Linked DNA regions of Homo sapiens: region 1 is linked to region 2. Evidence: read pairs that join two places in POLR2A ChIA-PET (ENCODE). Cell type or tissue: GM12878. All regions are shown on one strand. Links, peaks and the distances in the headings refer to the core of each region. The heading gives the core; the rest is flanking DNA.

What was found. ChIA-PET counts read pairs that join two places held together with the same protein. Peaks named below come from ENCODE experiments on the same cell type or tissue, not always from the same donor. Only the 100,000 strongest peaks of a DNase experiment are listed, where the experiment ranks them.
Region 1: POLR2A ChIA-PET joins it to region 2 with 10 read pairs; 3 of 35 experiments call an interaction of 5 or more read pairs at or near these places.

Annotation. Positions count from the first base shown.
Region 1 is chr11:107,834,770-107,847,001 of GRCh38, forward strand. The region is part of intron 1 of SLC35F2 (solute carrier family 35 member F2); the gene reads right to left. Among named protein-coding and RNA genes, the nearest start is that of SLC35F2, 18 kb to the right of the region's middle. RefSeq lists enhancers at 5,412-6,611, 5,907-5,956 and a silencer at 7,158-7,217. In GM12878, for the core only: no CTCF peak of the experiment used is centred there; a DNase peak (open chromatin) is centred at 6,152; H3K4me3 peaks cover 2,128 bases; H3K27ac peaks cover 4,389 bases.
Region 2 is chr11:108,132,191-108,141,311 of GRCh38, forward strand. ACAT1 (acetyl-CoA acetyltransferase 1) reads left to right here. Exons shown (of 12, transcript NM_000019.4): 3 at 1,630-1,747; 4 at 2,031-2,126; 5 at 2,952-3,052; 6 at 6,708-6,851; 7 at 7,875-8,025. Among named protein-coding and RNA genes, the nearest start is that of ACAT1, 15 kb to the left of the region's middle. RefSeq lists a silencer at 5,169-5,369. In GM12878, for the core only: a CTCF peak has its summit at 4,258 (motif pointing right); a DNase peak (open chromatin) is centred at 4,240.

The sequences.
Region 1 (12,232 bases), core at 2,116-10,115, 300 kb before region 2:
CATATCATATATACTCATATCTAAGTATATTTTTCCATACATTTTATAATACATAACATATTGCATGACTACAGATTCAGTTATTATGGAATTATAATTATTATACATTTAAGTTGGAATTCTGTATGCAAAAATATCCTAACACACTTCAATCATATTGTCCACACTACTGAAATATACAAAATATACAACTCCTGTAATACCTGACAACTGTAAACCATCATAATATCATCCCATAGCCAATAAGATAAAAGCTACCAATATCAAGTCCTGTAGAAAATGAGAGAGAGTTACGCAGAAAATCAAACGGGTGCTAGTTAAAGAGGCCAACAATCAATGCCTTAAATCATTAACACGCACACTCACATGCAAAAACAGAAAAGCGTGGAGCAAGAGCAAACAGCCACTTAAGGTATTTGAAGGTAACTACACCTACAGGCTGAACACAGTACACCTGGTAAACTGCAGCCTTGTCTGCGGGAGGTCATCTATCTCAAAACAATCAAATCAGAGGTTATACCTGTGTCTTTTTTCAAGAGAGGACTTTGCAGTAGCACACCACTTCAAGATTTTTACCTAGAGACTGGAATGTGTGCGAATTTCCCTTCCCTGCTTAGTGGAAATAGTCCGAACCTGGAAGGCAGCTTCAATAGCCCACAGTGACTTTTTTTTTTTCCTTTTTTTGAGACAGGGTCAGGTTTCTGTCGCCCAAACTGGAGCGCAGTGGCATAATCAGGGTTCATTGCAGCCTCCTGGGCTCAAGTGATTTTCCCACCTCAGCCCCCAAGTAACTGGGACTACAGGTGTACACCACCATGCCCAGCTAATTTTTTTATTTTTAGTAGAGACAGGGTTTCACCATGTTCCCCACACTGGTCTGGAACTCCTGGACTCAAGCGATCTGCCTGCCTCAGCCTCCCAAACACAATGACTCTTATTACCATCTCCTTAATGGTACCCAATTCAATTCAGCATGTTTTTTTTAGATCCTAACACTGTGTCAAGCTATGGGAGCAGAGAAACGGAGCCCCTGTCCTCATGGAATTCACAATACAGCAGTGAAGAAGAATAGTAAAGCAACAATTCCAAATGTGGTGAGGGTGAACAAAGAGATGTACAAGGTAGGATGAGATCTAACCAAATCTGGGATTCATGGAAAGCCTTATTCATAAGGTCTTGACTTGAAGAATAAAGACAAGTTGTCTGGGTCAAGAGAAGGGCTATAGGAATTGTCATCCCAGCAAAGCGGACAGCATTGTAAATTCTCCAGCATGAATGGAGCCTGAACATGCAGCTCATCCAAAGGAATCAGTATTTTTCTAATCTGTGGTATAACCTAAACAGTCAGTAGCAATTATTGGTTTATTATTTCAAACACTGAGTATGTGTAAAAGATTGTGGGTGAAAGTTGAGTAAAGGTTTCCTTGACATTTTATGAATTATCACTTACATTTTTTCTTTTTCTTTTTTGTTTCCCTGCTGTTCATGAGCTCTAGAAAGCTGTAGAACTATTGCTTACATTTTCACCAACATCTAGGTGTTCTTATTTCTTTGTGCTCTAAAGCTTTTTTTTTGTCTGGTGGGGGGCATCATTTCTGGGTTCTACCACTAAATGTAGGTGGAAGAATACTGGTCCTCCAAAAGTGTCCACACTCTCTCCCTCACCCCTGAACCTGTGAATAGGTTACCTTACAAGGCAAAAGGGACTTCTGTAGATGTGGATTAACCAGGTAGCCCCAATCTAATCACATGAGACTTTAAAAGCAAAAACGTTTCCCAGCTGTAGTCAGAAGGAGCTATAACTACAGAAGGCTCAGAGAGATGCAACGTTGCTAGCTTTGAAGTCACAAGCCAAGGAAGGCAGGCAGCTTCCAGAAGGTGGAAAAGGCCAGGAATTGATTCTCCCCTAAAACCTCCAGAAAAGAATGCAACACCTGCAACACTTTGATTTTTAGCCCGGGAAGATGAATGTTGGCTTTCTGACCTACAGAACAGTAAGATATTAAATTGGTGTTGTTTTAAACCACTAAATTGGTGGTAATTTGTTATGACAGCAATAGAAAACGAATATACAAAGTCAACAATGCATGTGATACTTTAAAACAACACTTGAATCATAATGTTATAACTATTTACATTCATCTCAGCGAATTTCCTTAGTAACAAAATAATCACATCAAATAAAGAGTCTATTAAAAAACTGCAGGCAAAGCTGATTGGGAGCTACCTTGGATTGAAACACTTTCATCGTTTGCCAGGGAGAAAATAAAACCAGGCCATCAAGCCAGAAACTGCTGAACTAGTTCCATGGAAACCAACAAAAATTGAAAGTATAAATCCAGTGATTTATTCTTATGCATTATGTCCCATGTGACTTAGTGAAGAACACAGGGGACACATTAGTACTGTCCCATCCCCTACATAATAAAAGACAGGGAAGTGCTAGCCACTGATGAGCTCTTACGTATATTAACATACTGCATGTTCATACAACACTATATATGTATCATTCTGGCAGCATTTAAGTCTTTTAACCAAGTTTATGTGCCAAATAAATAGCAGCACTAGATTAAAATCCAAATATGATTCCAAAGCCTGTGTTCTTTACATTCTGCCATGCTAAAAAACTGAAATAAGGCCAGGAGCAGCAGCTCATGCCTGTAATCCCAGCACTTTGGGAGGCCGAGGCAGGTGGATCACTTGAGGTCAGGAGTTCGAAACCAGCCTGGCCAACATGGAGAAGCCCTGTCTCTACTAAAAAAAAAAAAAAAAAAATTAGCTGGGCATGGTTGCACAGACCTGTAATCCCAGCTACTCGGGAGGCTGACGCAGGAGAATCAGTTGAACCTGGGAGGCAGAGGTAGCAGTGAGCTGGGATGGCACCACTGCACTCCAGCCTGGGCGACAGAGTGAGAGTTTGTCTCAAAATAAAAATAAAAAAGTAAATTAATTGTGGGAATAAAGATAGTAAGAAAGGCACCCACTACCAGAATGATGACCTCTAAATTCCTATGACATTTTGGTTGCAATCCTCTTTTTCCATTTTCTATATTCTGCCTGTAGTGTTTTATATGTTCCACTTGCTTTACTAGATTCTAAATGCAGACATCGTGTTATGGATTTTTTGCCACCCACCCACCCCCACCTTATACACACATAGTCTCACAATATCTAGTAATAGTAATGGTAATAATAATTATGACATCTAACACTTATTGAGTGTATACTATATACCAAGCGCTAATTGATTTAATCCTCCCAACAATCCTGAGATGGGTACCATTATTACTGCTATTTACAGATAACAGAAATGGAGGCACAGAGATGTTAAGTAACTTGCCCAATATCACACAACTAGCAAATGGCAGAACCTGGAGACCAACCCAAGCAGTGTGGCTCCAGAGGCTGAGCTCATAACCACTGTTACACTGCAAGTACACTACTTGCATTTATTAGGGATTCATAAAACCTTTCTTACCTCAACAAAAGTGAAGTGGCTTAATAAAAATAAATGTGTGTGGGTGCCATACTAAGTACTTATATATGATGTTTCTTTTCGTTTCTTTTCTTTTGAGATGGAGTTTTGCTTTTGTCACCCAGGCTGGAGTACAACGGCGTACTCTCGGCTCACTGCAACCTCCACCTCCTGGGTTCAAGCGATTCTCCTGACTCAGCCTCCCGAGTAGCTGGGATTACAGGCGCCCGCCACCACGCCCAGCTAATTTTTGTATTTTTCGTAGAGATGGGGTTTCACCATGTTGGCCAGGCTGGTCTTGAACTCCTGACCTCAGGTGATCTGCCCATCTCGGCCTCCCAAAGTGCTGGGATTACAGGCGTGAGCCACTTTGCCCGGCCCTCTTTTTTTTTTTTTTTTTTTTTGAGACAGTCTTGCTCTGTCCCCCAGGCTGGAGTGCAGTGGCGCTATCTCATCTCACTGCAACCTCTGCCTCCTGGGTTCAAGCGATTCTCCTGCCTCAGCCTCCCAAGTAGCTGGGACTACAGGCGTGCACCTCCATGCCTGGCTTATTTTCATATTTTTAGTAGAGATGAGGTTTCGCCATATTGCCCAAGCTGGTCTCGAACTCCTGACCTCAGGTGATCTGCCCATCTCGGCCTCCCAAAGTGCTGGGATTACAGGCATGAGCCACCACACCTGGCCGATAAGTTTCTCTTAAATATCACAAAAACTCTTGTGAGATAGAGATTATTAGTACCATTATACTGTTGAAAAATAGTTGTAACAGTTTCAGCTGTTCAGAAGTAACTTTTCCAAGATCAGAAAATTAGTAAGTCTACATTTTTCCCGTTCCATACACTACTTCCCTGACAACAATAAAATATACCATATGTAATACTGACAATTATGATACCATACAGGGAGATCAATTGGTACAAATTACCCTGGCTCTGGCTGGACGCAGTGACTCACTCCTGTATTCCCAGCACTTTGGGAGGCCAAGATGTGGGGATCACTTGAGGTCAGGAGTTCAAGACCAGCCTGGCCAACATGGTGAAACCCCGTCTCTACTAAAAACATGAAAATTAGCTGGGCGTCATGGCACATGCTTGTAATCCCAGCTACTCAAGAGGCTGAGGTGGGAGGATCACTTGAACCCAGGAGGCAGAGGTTACAGTGAGCAGAGATCACACCACTGCACTCCAGCCTGAACAATGGGGCAAGACACCGTTTCAAAAAAAGAAAAAGAAAACATATTACCCTGCCTCTCTAACAAAGGGTACTGATTAGCCAAACCCATATGGTTATATGTTCTACAATTATTTTAATAAGGGGTGTTCTGATAAAAATAAGGGAAAATATAAAATCCATGTATGATATCCTTCTCTTTGTCATCTGGCTTTCATTGGCTGAAAGGAGAAAGCGTGAAACACATTTTCTTTTTGAGACGGAGTTTCGCTCTTGTAGCCCAGGATGGATTGCAATGGTGCGATCTCGGCTCATCGCAACCTCTGCCTCCTGGGTTCAAGCGATTCTCTTGCCTCAGCCTCCTAAGTAGCTGGGATTACAGGCATGCGCCACCACGCCTGGCTAATTTTGTATTTTTAGTAGATATGGGGTTTCTGCATGTTAGTCAGGCTGGTCTCAAACTCCCCACCTCAGGTGATCCCCCTGCCTTGGCCTCCTAAAGTGCTGGGATTACAGGTGTAAGCCACCGTGCCCAACCTGAAACACATTTTCATATCAGCTATTCTCTTTGGATATGGGTCAGAGGAACTTAAGTCTATTGCCTAGATTAGGGGGAAGGGGGCAAAATAAAGAGGGCAGCATTCAACTGTGGGCAATATATGGAGTATGTGGCCTCTGCCTCCAGGATCCTCCCTCCCCACAACTCTTCTGTGAGAAAAATTCTAAGAGGTGCACAAACATGGACACACTCCAAAAGACACAGAGGAGCTCCAGGAGGGCTGAAAAGGTGGGTGCTGGGGTGGGAGGCAGGTAGGATCAGGAAGCATAGGATTAGGGTTGGTAATAAACGTGCTGCCATTTCACAAGTCTGGATTGCAAGAGAGTACATCCCTGAGACAGGCATACAACCCTCCCTCTGCCCATCCCAGTCTGGCACAGGGACTGAGCACAAACAAACCCTGTTCTCAACAGGCAGCCAAGAAGCCACATAAAATGTTCAATTCTTAACACTGCCTGCCCATTGAGGCAGAACAGAAGGTTCTGAAGGACGATTCTCTTTAACTATTGTAAAAACTAGATTTCCCTCATTGCGGATTATCAAAACAAAAATCGCTTTCAACACTTGAGGGGTTTGTTCATTTTGTGTTTTGTGTGATCTAAATTGTCCAATGCAATCCTCAGATGAAGATAATCAACTGGCATGCAGCTGGAAGAATGAAGCCAACAGCAAACGCAATGCACAAAGGCTTACACAGAATCCTGCTGTGGTTTGGACTCCTGGCTCCTGCTGCTTCTCTGGTCTCTCTGTGGTTTGGCAGCGTAACCCTCCATGATTCTGTAAAGTAATAAATCCTCTTTTTTTTCTTTCCTATGCCAGTGGTGAGCTGGACACCACCAGTACCTCTAACAACTGACCTACTACACTCGTCACACACCAATCAGGCACCTGAAGAAAACAGGAGTCTGTGACTAATCTAGAAAGCTCGTGGAGACCTGGCCCAGTGAGGGAAGCGGAGGCGGCGAGGAGATTTCCTATGAGTCATGTCATCCCTTCTAGTCTTTCAACACCCTACAGGCCCCAAACCAGAAAAACTGTCATACGCCTCCCTTAAACTAGCTTCAACTTCTCCTAATTTAATCCAGACAACTCTGAATAGGCTCAAAAACTTTTCAACTTCCACTACCACACAAGAACGAGGATTATCGGGGAACCTGATGCAAGCCCAAAATTTTGTCAGTCTCAGGTGGGATCTTTAAATCCGTTAAGTTGCAATGTGTATAGAGCAATCTGTTTAACAGGAAAATAATATGGAAAAGGTGGGTATTTCACAGAACAGCAGCACTTCACAGAAGTACACTAAGGCCGGCCGGGTGTGGCAGCTCATGCCTGTAATCCCAGCACTTTGGGAGGCCAAGGCAGGTGGATCACCTGAGGTCAGGGGTTCAAGACCAGCCTGACCAACATGGTGAAACCCTGTCTCTACTAAAAATACAAAAATTAGCCAAGTGTGGTGGTGCAGACCTGTAATCCCAACTCCTCAGGAGGCTGAGGCAGGATAATTGCTTGAATCCAGGAGGCGGAGGCCACAGTGAGCGGAGACTGTGCCACTGCACTCCAGCCTAGACGAAAGAGACTCCAACTCAAAAAAAAAAAAAAAAAAAAGTACACTAAAGCCAATAAACATAGACAGAGACCCAACTTCATTAGGGATCAGGCATATGTAAATTAAGATGTTATTTTACATTCATTTGACCATCAAAAATTTTAAAGCCTGGCCGGGCGCAGTGGCTCACACTTGTAATCCCAGCATTTTGGAAGGATGAGGCAGGTGGATCAGTTGAGGCCAGAAGTTCAAAACCAGCCTAGCCAACATGGCAAAACCCTGTCTCTACTAAAAATACAAAAATTAAGGCCGAGGCGAGCGGATCATGAGGTCAGGAGTTCGAAACCAGTCTGGCCAACATAGTGAAACCCCGTTTCTACTAAAAATACACAAAAGATTAGCCGGGCGTGGTGGTGTGCACCTGTAATCCCAGCTACTCGGGAGGCTGAGGCAGGAGAATTGCGTGAACCCAGGAGGTGGAGGTTGCAGTGAGCTGAGATCGTGCCACTGCACTCCAGCCTAGGTGAAAGAACAAGACTTCGTCTCAAAAAAAAAGAAAAATAAAGAAAAATAAAAAATAAAAATAAAAATACAAAAATTAGCTGGGCGTGGTGGTGTGCCTATAACCCCAGCTACTCAGGAGGCTGAGGCACAAGAATCACTTGAAACTGGGAGGCAGTGAGGCAAGATTGCGCCACTACACTCCAGCCTGGGCGACAGAGTGAGACTCCGTCTCACAAAAAAAAAAAAAAAAAAAAAAAAAAAATTAAAGCTTGACTGGAAGTTGTTTTACAGGATTTCTCATATACAGCTGGTGGAAGTGGAAAAAAAATTTTTAATTTTTTTATTTTTTGAGCCAGAGTCTCACTCTGTTGCCAGGCTGAAGTGCAGTAGCATGATGTCAACTCACTGCAACCTCCGCCTCCTGGGTTCAAGCAGTTCTCATGCCTCAGCCTCCCAAGTAGCTGGGATTACAGGAAATGTGCCACCATACCCCTCTAATTAAAAATAAAATTTTTTAATACCGCCTCACTCTGTCACCCAGGCTGGAATGCAGTGGCGCAATCTCAGCTCACTGCAACCTCCACCTCTTGGGCTCAAGCGATCCTCCCACCTCAGCCTGCCCAGTAGCTGGGACTACAGGTGTGTACCGCCATACCTGGCTAATTTAGGAGTGGAAATTGGTACGACTGCTTTGGAAAACAGTTTGGCATTATTTTATGAAGTCTAACAATCACCTGCCCTATAAACCAGCAATTCTGCTTCTAGATATATGTATATGTGCATGTCTGTGAATGAAAGAAGCCCTTTACACATGATCAACAGGAGATCTGCATAAGACTGTTTCTAGAAGTCTGTATACAATAGCAAAAAACCCGGAAAAAACCCAAATGCCCATCAACAGCATGAATGAATAAAGTGTGGTATATTCACAGGAAAGAATATTACAAAGAGTCAAAGTGAGTGTTTGTATACAGCATCAGCACCTGCAACAATATGAATTAATTTTATCAACGTGATATAAGGGGATATAAGTCTCACCAGATTATAGAGCATGATATCCTTTTTATAAAGTCAAACATGATAATAAAAGCATACTTTTTAGAAATACAGAGGTACAAAGCAATATTAAAATGAGAGCAAAGGAAGAGTGAAAGGAAAATTCCAGATTGTGACTATCTTTGGTCTAGGTACATGTAAATTCTAGCTTTAGGACTGGTGATGCGTTTACGGGAACTTACTATATTAAAAAAGCAATTGAGGCTGGCCAGGCACAGTGGCTGATGCCTGTAATCCCAGCACTTTGGGAGGCCGAAGTGGGCAGATCACCTGAGGTCGGGAGTTCAAGACCAGACTGACCAACATGGAGAAACCCCATCTCTACTAAAACTACAAAATTAGCTGGGCTAATCCCAGCTACTCGGGAGGCGGAGGCAGGAGAATCGCTTGAACCCAAGAGGTGGAGATTACAGTGAGCCAAGATCGCACCATTGCACTCCAGCCTGGGCAACAAAAGCGAAACTTTGTCTCAAAAAAAAAAAAAAATTAATTGAGGCTGAGCAGAGTGGCTCACGCCTATAATCCCAGCACTTTGGGAGGCCAAGGTGGGAGGATCATTTGAGCCAGGTGTTCAAGATCAGCCTGGGCAAAATAGCAAGACCCCATTTCTACAAAAATTTTTTTAAAATTAGGTCTAGAGATGCACCCCTGTAGTCCTAGCTACTCTGGAGGCCAAGGCAGGAGGATCACTTGAGTTCAAGGCTGCAGTGAACTATGATCACACCATGGCACTCTAGCCTGGGTGACAAAGTGAGACTCTGTATCTTAAAAAAAAAAAAAAAAAAAAAAATATATATATATATATATATATATATATATATATATATATGTATATTAATTAAGCCATTCATGAGCCCACAATGAGAGTGTGTCATAGGCCAGTGATTATGATTAATCCATTTCCATGCAACTAGGGTCTAAAAAATAAATAATGCTCCCAGAAGATGCATTCTATTTATCTGACTTTATATACTCTTTGCCATCCCTAGAGATACAAATAATCCAGAACAGGCCTAGGGATAGACTGCCCAAGGTCTGTTTTTTGTTTGTTGCCCTATCGCAAAAGACAGAAAGGTACAGTGAGTAAGAGCACAGGCTCTGGGGGCCAGACTGCCTGAGGGGGAAGCCTGGTTGCATTCCTTACTACTGTGTGACTAACACTGTTAGGCAAAATTACCTCACCTCTCCGTGCTCCAACTTTCACATCTGTGAAATGGCACTAGCCATTATAGTATTATAATACCTGCCGCAGAAAGTTATTATAAGGGCCAGCCACGGTGGCTCCCGCCTATAATCCCAGCACTTTGGGAGGCCGAGGCAGACGGATCACCTAAGGTCAGGAGTTTGAGATCAGCCTGGCCAACATGGTGAAATCTCTCTACTAAAAATACAAAAATTAGCCGGGCCTGGTGGCATGCACCTGTAATCCCAGCTACTCAGGAGGCGGAAGCAGAATCGCTTGAACCCGGGAGGCGGAAGTTGCAGTGAACTGAGATCGCCCCACTGCACTCCAGCCTGGGTGACAGAGTCAGACTCCTTCTCCAATAAATAAATAAATAAATAAATAAATAAATAAATAAATAAATAAATAAAGTTATTGTAAGAATTACACAGGCCGGGCGCGGTGGCTCACGCCTGTAATCCCAGCACTTTGGGAGGCCAAAGCGGGCGGATCACAAGGTCAGGAGATCGAGACCATCCTGGCTAACATGGTGAAACCCCATCTCTACTAAAAATACAAAAAAAATTAGCCAGGCGTGGTGGCGGGCACCTGTAGTCCCAGCTACTCGGGAGGCTAAGGCAGGAGAATGGCGTGAACCCGGGAGGCAGAGCTTGCAGTGAGCCGAGATCACGTCACGGCACTCCAGCCTGGGCAACAGAGCGAGACTCCATCTCAAGAAAAAAAAAAAAAAAAAGAATTACATGAGTTAATTCACCCTGAGATCCCAGAATAGTGTGGTTGCTCAGTGCACAAAGTAAGCCTTACTCAACAAATGTTATTATTATTTTTATTTCTTGCTTCATATCACAGTGAAAAGCTTAGGAAATGCTCTTCCCCCAAGTATATCCTAAACACTTCTGGAGTAGGAATATCCCCACAATTCTCTGGGAAGATCTACTGCACCCATGCAGCACAACACCATCCTCCTTAGTAAGGCTGTGTTAGACTGAATAAACAGAATCTGTTTTTTCCTTAAGTACCCTTACATTTTTAAGAAATGACTAGAAGGTTCACACTTGTAATCCCAGCACTTTGGGAGGCCAAGGCGGGCAGATCATCTGAGCCCAGGAGTTCAAGACCAGCCCGGGCAACATGGCAAAACCCAGCTACTCGGGAGGCTGAGGCTGGAGGATTGCTTGAGCCTAGGAAGTCGAAGCTGCAGGGAGCCATGTTTGTGCCACTGCACTCCAGCCTGGGTGACAAAGTGAGACCCCATCTCCAAAAAACAAGAAAGGAAAAAGAAATGACTAGAAAGAAGTTTTGGATTTACCTGTGGTTTTTCATGGAATCTCTCTGTGTATCATTAACATAAATAACCAAGTTTTTGTGACACATCACTTGTTGGATGGCTTTCAATAACATAGGCTCTGGCTGGGCACGGTGGCTCATGCCTGTAATCCCAGCACTTTGGGAGGCTAAGACAGGCGGATCACTTCAGGTCAGGAGTTCAAGACCAGCCTGGCCAACATGGTAAAACCCCATCTCTACTAAAAATACAAAAATTAGCTGGGCGTGGTGGTGTGCACCTGTAATCCACGCTACTCAGGAGGCTGAGCCAGGAGAATTGCTTGAACCCAGGAGGCAGAGGTTGCAGTGTGCCAAGATCGCGCCGTTGCACTCCAGCCTGGGCGACAGACTGAGATTCTGTCATAAATAAATAAATAAATAAATAAATAAATAAATAAATAACATAGGCTCCTGTCATTATCCAAAATAAACAGCTCAAAATCTCTGGATTCAAAGCTTTTATAATTTATAAAAATGAAAACCATTCAAATCTTTATTTGGGGTCTATTTATACTTTGACTACAAGCAATTCTAAGAAACTGAGTTATCTGGTTTCTACGGTGTTAATACAGTAGAAATCATAATTTAGAAAGAACACAGGGTTCCAGAGATATGATTGGTAACAGAAAAAAAAAAATCACATGTGACAACCTGGGAGAAAAAAGGCTGAAAAAAATCAGACAAATAATCCATATCAACGCCCATGAACGTATTGTTGCCTCTCAGCAGAAAAAAGTGAATGATGATGATCCTGAATCATGAAGAAAACATGATACCACGATAAAGGTACTGTTTATCAAAAGAGTAGTCTCATATATTTGTCTTAAATATGCCATGAAAATTTTTAAGTAATTTTTTTTTTCTTGGCAAAATCTCCAGGATTAGTTGCAAATGGACCCAATAAGTAACTAAATGGCTTGGCCTACCCTAAGACAGTTGTTCAGTACAAACCAATTAATCCTCAAAGAATTGCTGCCAAAATTATAAATAAATGAATTAGCAGAAGTTAACAATCCATTACATAAATAGTGTCATTCAACTAGATTTAAAAGTGAATTTTAGGCTGGGAGCAGTGGCTCAAGCATGTAATCCCAGCACTTTGGGAGGCCAAGGTGGGTGGATCACTTGAGGTCAGGAGTTCAAGGCCAGCCTGGCCAACACGGTCAAACCCTCTCTCTACAAAAATACAAAACTTAGCTGGCATGGTGGCGGGCGCCTGTAATCCCAGCTACTCAGGAGGCTGAGGCAGGAGAATCGCTTGAACCCGGGAGGCGGAGGCTGCAGTGAGCCAAGATCATGCCACTGCACTCCAGCCTGAGTGTCAGAGCGAGACTCTGTCTCAAAAAAAAAAAAAAAGTGAATTTTAATGCTTAAAAGAATGAGTTTTAAATTATCTGGAAAATTAACCTGTGT
Region 2 (9,121 bases), core at 288-8,287:
CTAGAACTGGGCAGTGTTCTTCTTTTACTCACAGGGACTCGCATTGTATTGTGTGTGGTACAAGCAGAGACTGTATAGAAGATCCTAGAAGAGAGGGAGTGGACCAGTTGGGAATTAGACAAGGAGGGCCATTACAGCATCTCCTAGGACCTTCTGAAGAGTCTCTGTTTTGTAAGGGTCACTAAAGTGACTTAGTTAAGATCTTCTATCAAAATCTAAGCAACCATTCTGTTATTTATCTCTAAACTTAATAGGAGATTGTGGAAGACAAGTGTAAGGAGAGAACTGTCACAGTGCTGTTTTATAGTATTCAAGAGAGCTTTTATCTTCTTTTGCTTAAAGTTCATATTATTGTCTTACTGTTTAAGAAATTATGGCTCTGGGCCGGGTGCGGTGGCTCACACCTGTAATCCCAGCACTTTGGGAGGCCGAGGCAGGTGGATCACGAGGTCAGGAGATCGAGACCATCCTGGCTAACACGGTGAAACCCCATCTCCACTAAAAATACAAAAAATTAGGTGGGCATGGTGGCAGGCACCTGTAGTCCCAGCTACTCGGGAGGCTGAGGCAGGAGAATGGCGTGAATCCGGGAGGCGGAGCTTGCAGTGAGTTGAGATCACGTGCCTGCACTCTAGCCTGGGCAACAGAGCAAAACTCCATCTCAAAAAAAAAAAAAAAAAAAAAAAAAAAAGAAAAAAGAAATTATGGCTCTGGCTGGGCACAGTGGTTCATGCCTGTGATCCCAGCACTTTGGGAGGCCAAAGTGCGTGGATCACCTGAGGTTAGGAGTTCAAGACCAGCCTGGCCAACATGGCAAAACCCCATCTCTATTAAAAATACAAAAATTAGCCGGGTGTGGTTGCAGATGCCTGTAATCCCAACTACTCAGGAGGCTGAGGCAGGAGAATCACTTGAACCCGGGAGGCAGAGGTTGCAGTCAGCCAAGATCATACCACTGCACTCCAGCCTGGGTGACACAGTGAGACTCCATCTCAAATTACATATAAAAAAAGAAATTCTGGCCCTGGCTCTGTCCTAGTTAAGTGGTATTGCCCCACCTAGGATACAGGTCTTGATTCCTAGCCAGAGTTCCTTTCAGTAAGGGACCCTCTTAGAGTTGTTTATTATGCAGTTAACAAGAGTAAAGTGGCTGAGTGTGGTGGCTCATACCCTTAATCCTAGCACTTTGGTAGGCTGAGGCAGAAGGATTGCTTGAGCTGAGGAGTTTGAGCTGCAATGAGCTATGATTGTGCCACTGCATTCCAGCCTGGGCAGCTGAGCAAGACCCTGTCTCAAAAACAAAAATACAAAAACAAACAAAAAAACAAGGTACAGTGATCATTTCTTGAATTTTGACTGAGGAATAGAAAGGAAACTTAAGCTTCTGTCCTCAAACCTCCTGTAGAGAACTGGGAAGGATCTACATCTGTTTTAGAGTTGGTTTCTATAAGGTCTTAAATCATAAAGCACTAGCATTGAACTGATTATCTTGACAGCTGTTCAACTATTGAGATTAATTTTTGATGACTCATTCATAGAAGTGTTTTTTTGATAATATATTTATGTTTATTTAATGAAATACGATTTGGGTAAAATACCTATAATTTTTACCATCTTGTGTCTTGCCAGGAAGTGGTCATAGTAAGTGCTACAAGAACACCCATTGGATCTTTTTTAGGCAGCCTTTCCTTGCTGCCAGCCACTAAGCTTGGTTCCATTGCAATTCAGGGAGCCATTGAAAAGGCAGGTCAGTAGTTACTTGGCTTTTTGTGTTAAGGGAGCAAAAAGATTCCATGGAAAAGATATTTATTTTGCATTAACTATGTATGTAACACTTAGAAATAACTTAATGCCTACATTTCTGCTTTCCCTTGTAAAGAAGTCTTTGTACTATACAGTTTAGATTGAAACTCAAAACTGACAAAAAAAAGAAACCATTCCTATTGTGTAATGTCACCTACCTTATTAGGTAATCACTGATTATTAAATTGAATTAAATGCCTTTTTGACTTTTTTTTTTTTTAATAAAGGGATTCCAAAAGAAGAAGTGAAAGAAGCATACATGGGTAATGTTCTACAAGGAGGTGAAGGACAAGCTCCTACAAGGCAGGCAGTATTGGGTGCAGGTACCTGGAAGACTTTTTTGCTTTTATACTTAAAATGTGTAAAAGGGGCCGGGTGCGGTGGCTCATGCCTGTAATCCCAGCACTTTGGGAGGCCGAGGCAGGCGGATCACGAGGTCAAGAGATGGAGACCATCCTGGCCAACATGGTGAAACCCCGTCTCTACTAAAAATACAAAAATTAGCCAGGTGTGGTGGTGCACTAATCCCAGCTACTTGGGAGGCTGAGGCAGGAGCATCGCTTGAACCCAGGAGGCGGAGGTTGCAGTGAGCCAAGATTGCACCATTGCACTCCAACCTGGGCGACAGAGTGAGATTCTGTCTGAAAGAAAAAAAAAAAAAAAAAAAAAAGGCTGGGCATGGTAGCTCACGCCTGTAATCCTAGCACTTTGGGAGGCCGAGGCGGGTGGATCACGAGGTCAGGAGATTGAGACCATCCTGGCTAACACAGCGAAACCCTGTCTCTACTAAAAATACAAAAAATTAGTTGGGCGTGGTGGCCAGCACCTGTAGTCCCAGCTACTCCGGAGGCTGAGGCAGGAGAATGGCGTGAACCCAGGAGGTGGAGCTTGCAGTGAGCCCAGATCGCGCCACTGCACGCCAGCTTGGGGGACAGAGTGAGACTCCGTCTCAAAAAAAAAAAAAAAAAAAAAAAAGTATAAAATGGCAAAATGAAGGTTATTTAAGCTTAAATGAAATATTAAATGCATGATATAATTTGTAGTTATATTGGCAGAAGAAATGTTGTAGTTTATAGTAACATGCTCTATTAAGTTCTGCAGTTGTGTTTGAGTATCGGTTTTTCAAAAGTGACTTATATTGGTTTTAGGCTTACCTATTTCTACTCCATGTACCACCATAAACAAAGTTTGTGCTTCAGGAATGAAAGCCATCATGATGGCCTCTCAAAGTCTTATGTGTGGACATCAGGTAAGAAACACCGTCCTTCCCATTTATTAATCAGAGTAATACCTAGGGCTAAAAGACACAAAAATCTAGGCATATTCATATTTTAGAAATGAGATTCTTTCTCATAAGTTAGTATGTTTTCTCACATGCTCAAGAGTGTCTGGATTTGCTAAGTCCATTTGAAGTATGGTCAAAATGATAGCGTAGGCTGGGTATCATGTCTGTAAGCACTTTGGAAGGTCGAGGCAGGAGGATCCCAGGAGTTTGAGACCAGCGTAGGCAACATAGCAAGCGAGACTCTGCTCTTTGAAAAAAAAAAAAGCCTAAGTGTCTTGTGTTACAAAGTTGTTTTTAGGCCCAGGCACAGTGGCTCACTCCTATAATCCCAGCACTTTGGGAGGCTGAGGCTGGGGGCAGATCACATGGTGAAACCCCGTCTCTACTAAAAATACAAAAATTAGCTGGGCGTGGTGGCAGGTGCCTGTAATTCCAGCTACTCGGGAAGCTGAGGCACAAGAGTCACTTGCATCTGGGAGGCAGAGATTGCAGTGAGCTGAGATTGTACCACTGCACTCCAACCTGGGAGATAGAGCAAGACTCTCAAAAAAAAAAAATTGTTTTTAGTCAAGGCATTTGGGTCTTTCTCTGAGGCTGGGTGACTAAAAATTCATAAATACTGTATTTGCCAGAATAAGACAGGTTTTCATTATAAAGGAGAACACGGTGCTTAACCCTGGGAATCAAATCATTGCTTGAGCCCAGGCTTGATGACTAATTTGTAGTCATTAAGTTAAGTTCTACAGGCTTTCTAATTAGCCTTGCTGATCTATATCTTGTCTTTACTTGAGATCAAGCAAGAGACAGGCTCCTTAGCAAAAATATGCTGTCATGTCAGGAGGTGAGACCTGGACACACAGAAGAATCAAGATTCTCTCAGATCTGAGCCCTTCATTTTTCAGATGAAGATTTTTTTCAGTGTGTCTGAGACAGCCACAGAGTTACAGGGCTGAGCATCTGCCATGTGACAGTCATTGGAAATAGAGTGGTGAACAAAACATTTAAAAAAATCTGTACATGTGCAGGTCTCTGTTGGAAAAATGCCTAAAAGAAATGCTGAGTCAGGATTTGAACATTTTGGTATTTGCAAATGCTTTCCATAAAAGTTGTACCAGTTAGACTTTCCAAAAATTGTGTGACTTGTCTGGATCTGCACCACCACTGGGTGGTACCAAACCCTTGTCAAACTGGTAGGTGAAAAACGGTCACCAGATTTAGTTTCAGAACTGTTTGTCATGGAAAGTTTTGTCTTAATTGAAGTATTGTGGTTCTCTAGCAAATGCCATTTGTACTATATTGAAATACTTTCATTTAATATTATTTTATTCATTTGTGGATATATACAGTGACTTATAGGCATTCTTGGAAGTGCTTTGTTTTGAATATTTATGACCTTAGAAAACAGTCAGTTTTACTTTATAATGAAGAATTGATACCTTATTTTCTGTCACTTATTATTGCCATCACCCCCAGTAAAAAGTACAAGTGAATAAAACTTAGATGAGAACTGATTAAGAATTTCTCTATTTCGGAATAGGCAAAATATTTATGTTTCTTTGGTATAGAGCTTGCTTGTCTGTATGCCTGATTAAAGACTGTAAGAAGATATTATTGGCTTTATGTTTACATTAATGTTTTATATTAAACTGTTTTTAACTAGCCCTTATAATGCAAGTGATTTTTTTTTGTTGACTTGTAAAGTAGTAACAAGTTGATTAATATTTATTAAACTTATATATGCCAGTTGCCAAGGATGTAAAAATATGACAGGGTGTCTGGCCTCAAAGGAGCATAGTCTAGTGGGAAGACTTGACATGTAAACATATAATAATATTAAAAGCATTGCATAGTAATTGGGGAACACAAAGGAGGAGAAACTGTTTCAAGAAAGGATAGAAATAAATGGTCAAGGCAGACATGAAGTAGTGTTCTGATTAGTTTTAAGAGAAATGTAGGTGTTTTACATGTTGGTGGATGGGGAAAGTGCAGAGGTATGTGTGTGAAATGTGCATGGTGTCTCTGGAGAGCTTTAACTAGTTCCATGTGACCTGAGGTATAGGTTAGGCTGTGAGACTGAAAAAGGGGAGAGAAGGGATACTGTAAAGGCTTTATATATTATGCTGAGTTATCTAAGGTGCGAAATGATCAGACTTACATTCTAGCCAAAATGAGTCAGATGAGTGTTGATGATGCTTTGGTGGAAAGGCTGCATGTCAGAAGATCAAGTGGAAAATTATCTCAGCTGTCCAGGAAGAGATGATGAGGATCTCAGTCAAGGAAGTATGATTATTTTCATGAACTGAGATTACTTCTAATCTTCTAGAGCACATTAAATTTTTAGCAGCATGAATGAAATGAAGGGTTAGAAGTTAAGAATTTCAGGCCAGTCATGGTGGCTCACACCTGTAATCCGAGCACTTTGGGAGGCTGAGGTGGGCGGATCGCTTGAGTCTGGGAGTTTGAGACCGGCCTGGGTGATATAGTGAAACCCCATCTCTACTAAAAATATTATACAAAAATTAGCTGGGTGTGATGGTGCATGCCTGTAGTCCCAGCTACTTGGGAGGCTGAGGTGGGAGGATCACTTGAGCCCAAAAGGCAGAGATTGCAGTGAGCTGAGATCGTGCCACTGCACTCCAGCCTGGGCAACAGCGAGACCTGTCTAAAAGAAAATTTAAGAATTTCAGAAGATGGTTTTACATGAAAGATTTCTGGTATTTTTTTTTTAAAGACAGAGTCTTGCTTTGTCACCCAGGCTGAAGTGCAGTGGTGCGATCTTGGCTCACTGCAAGCTCTGCCTCCCAGGTTCACGCCATTCTCTTGCCTCAGCCTCCCGAGTAGCTGGGACTACAGGCGTGTGCCACCAAACCCGGCTAATTTTTGTATTTTTAGTAGAGATGGGGTTTCACTGTTAGCCAGGATGGTCTCGATTTCCTGACCTCGTGATCAGCCCGCTTTGGCCTCCCAGAGTGCTGGGATTACAGGGGTGAGCCACCGTGCCCAGCCAGATTTCTGGTATTCTTATTAATGTCTGGTTGTGAACTTTTGAGACAGAGCCTTGCTGTCACCCAGGCTGGAGTGCAGTGGCACGATCTCAGCTCACTGCAATCTCCGCCTCTACTTTTTTTTTTTTTCTTTTGAGGAGTCTTGCTCTGCCCCCCAGGCTGGAGTGCAGTGGCACAATCTCAGCTCACAGCAACCTCTGCCTCCCAGGTTCAAGCAATCCTCCTGCCTTGGCCTCCCGAGTAGCTGGGATTAGAAGTGCCCACCACCACACCCAGCTAATTTTTGTATTTTTAGTAGAGACGGGGTTTCACCATGTTGGCCAGGCGGATCCAGAACTCCTGACCTCAAGTGATCCACCTGCCTCAGCCTTCTAAAGTGCTGGGATTACAGGTGTGAGCCACTGCACCCAGCCAACTTATTTCTCATTATATTATTTAACACCATTTCTTTTCATCAGGGTGAAGTGGTAAAGAGGGTACTTCCTGTATTCACTGTGTAACAAATGTTTAATAAATGCATGTAGAATACTTGTTTGGTGGTAGCTGTATAAAGGGTGTCATGGGTTTGCAAAATATTTGTATTAACATTGGGTTTTTCTGGTGTTTCTGCGCAGGATGTGATGGTGGCAGGTGGGATGGAGAGCATGTCCAATGTTCCATATGTAATGAACAGAGGATCAACACCATATGGTGGGGTAAAGCTTGAAGATTTGATTGTAAAAGACGGGCTAACTGATGTCTACAATAAAATTCATATGGTAAATGTGATTTTTAGTGGATAAATGCTATCTAATGTCCAATACTGTTTGATTTTTCTTACTCTATGTACTTTACAAACTGAACTGAAAGATGGGCTCTATAAATGTTGATTTTAGCCGTGTACTTTTGGAGAATATTTTTGTATGCCTATTGCATCGGCATGGCTCAGTCATTAAAGAAATTTTCCCACATTTAAATAGGGTAATTTCTGACGCTTAGCTGGCAACTGCTTGGCTAATTCAAGTATGTGAAGATAAGACATGAGTGGCTGGGTGCGGTGGCTCTGGCCTGTAATCCCAGCACTTTGGGAGGCCGAGGCAGGTGGATCACCTGGGGTCAGGAGTTTGAGACCGGCTTGGCCAATGTGGTGAGACCCTGTCTCTATTAAAAATACAAAAAAATTAGCCAGGCGTGGTGGTGGTGTCTGTAATCCCAGCTACTCAGGAGGCTGAGGCAGGAGAATTGCTTGAACCCGGGAGGTGGAGGTTGCATTGAGCCAAGATTGCACCACTGCACTCCAGCCTGGGTGACAAGAGTCAAACTCCGTCTCAAAAAAAGACATGAGTGAAAAGTGACCTGGTATAGAAAGAAATATATATGTGTGTGTGTATATATATATGTTATTATTATTTTTTTGAAATGGTGTCTTGCTCTGTTGCCCAGGCTGGAGTGCAGTGGCACAGTCTTAGCTCACTGCAGCCTCCGCCTCCTGGGCTCAAGCAATTCTCCTGCCTCAGGCTCCCGAGTAGCTGGGACTACAGGCACGTGCCCCCATGCCCGGCTAATTTTTAGTAGAGACGGGGTTTCACCATGTTGGCCAGGATGGTCTTGATCTCCTGACCTCATGATCTGCCTGCCTTGGCCCCCCAAAGTGCTGGGATTACAGGCATGAGCCACCACCTCCGGCCTAAGAAATATATTTTAAGAAACGTTAACTATTAAACACTATAAGTTAGGCAAAGTTAATAGATATTTTCTAAATTATGCAAAGTTAACTTTAAAATATTTCAACTTTTTATCAGGGCAGCTGTGCTGAGAATACAGCAAAGAAGCTGAATATTGCACGAAATGAACAGGACGCTTATGCTATTAATTCTTATACCAGAAGTAAAGCAGCATGGGAAGCTGGGAAATTTGGAAATGAAGTTATTCCTGTCACAGTTACAGTAAAAGGTAGAGATAATGTTCCAAAAAGGATGAATAGACTTTTCATGTTGCTGAATGTTTTATGCTTAAGTTTTAAATTAGGACATTATCTTGGTTCATTTCAACTGCTTATGGTTAATAAAAAGTGAAGAGTTGCCAGTTCAGAGAGAATATAAATCTACCCAACTTAATGTCAGATTTCAATCCATTTATAAGATCCCTGAGTATTACTTTAAATTTGAGAAATTTATTAGAACTTTTTCCTGTGACAGTCAATACGGTATTTTAAATTGAAAAGGGATTTACTAGAAGGTTACCGGGAGTGCCTCCAAGAACTGAAGGATGAACAGTAGCAACCATTCAGCTCTGGGAACTTCAGGGATTGGAACTGGGTGTTCACTACTACTAAGACATGCTCTCTTGGCTTCTCACACCTGCAGGCTTTTGTGCTTTATTCTCTCAGCCTTTCTAAAGTTGCTGCCTCTACCTCTAGGGTCACATATATAGGGTTCTCAAAAAGGAGAGACTTTCTCACCAGTTCCAGCAGAATAAATCCACAATGAAGACTCATTAACTTGCTTTAGGTTACAATTCTATTCCAGGAATGATTACTGTGCTCTAGGTGACAGAATACTAGAGCTTATCTAGTGTAGGTCAGACAGCTGCCTCTGGGGTCAGGAGAGTGGGGTCTGTGATCATAGAAGGGAGTTGAGGAAGAAAAGGGGACATGGAGGTGTAGAAGATTTAAATTTTGTGGCTGGGTGCAGTGGCTCACACCTGTAATCCCAACACTTTGGGAGGCCGAGGTGGGAGGATTGCTTGAGCCCAGGAGTTTGAGACCAGCCTGGGCAACGAAGTGAGACTTGGCCTCCACACAAAAAAATTAAAAATTAGCTGGGTATAGCAGCACACGCCTGTAGTCCCAGCTACTAGGGAATCCAAGGCAGGAGGATCAATTGAGCCCAGGAGTCCGAGGCTGCAGTGAGCTAGGTTTGTAGCATTGCACTCTATTGGGAGACTGTGCAAGACCATTTCAAACAAACAAAATTAGCTGGCTGTGGTGGCTCCCACCTGTAGTCCCAGCTACTTGGGAGGCTGAGGTGGGAGGATCACATGGGCCTGG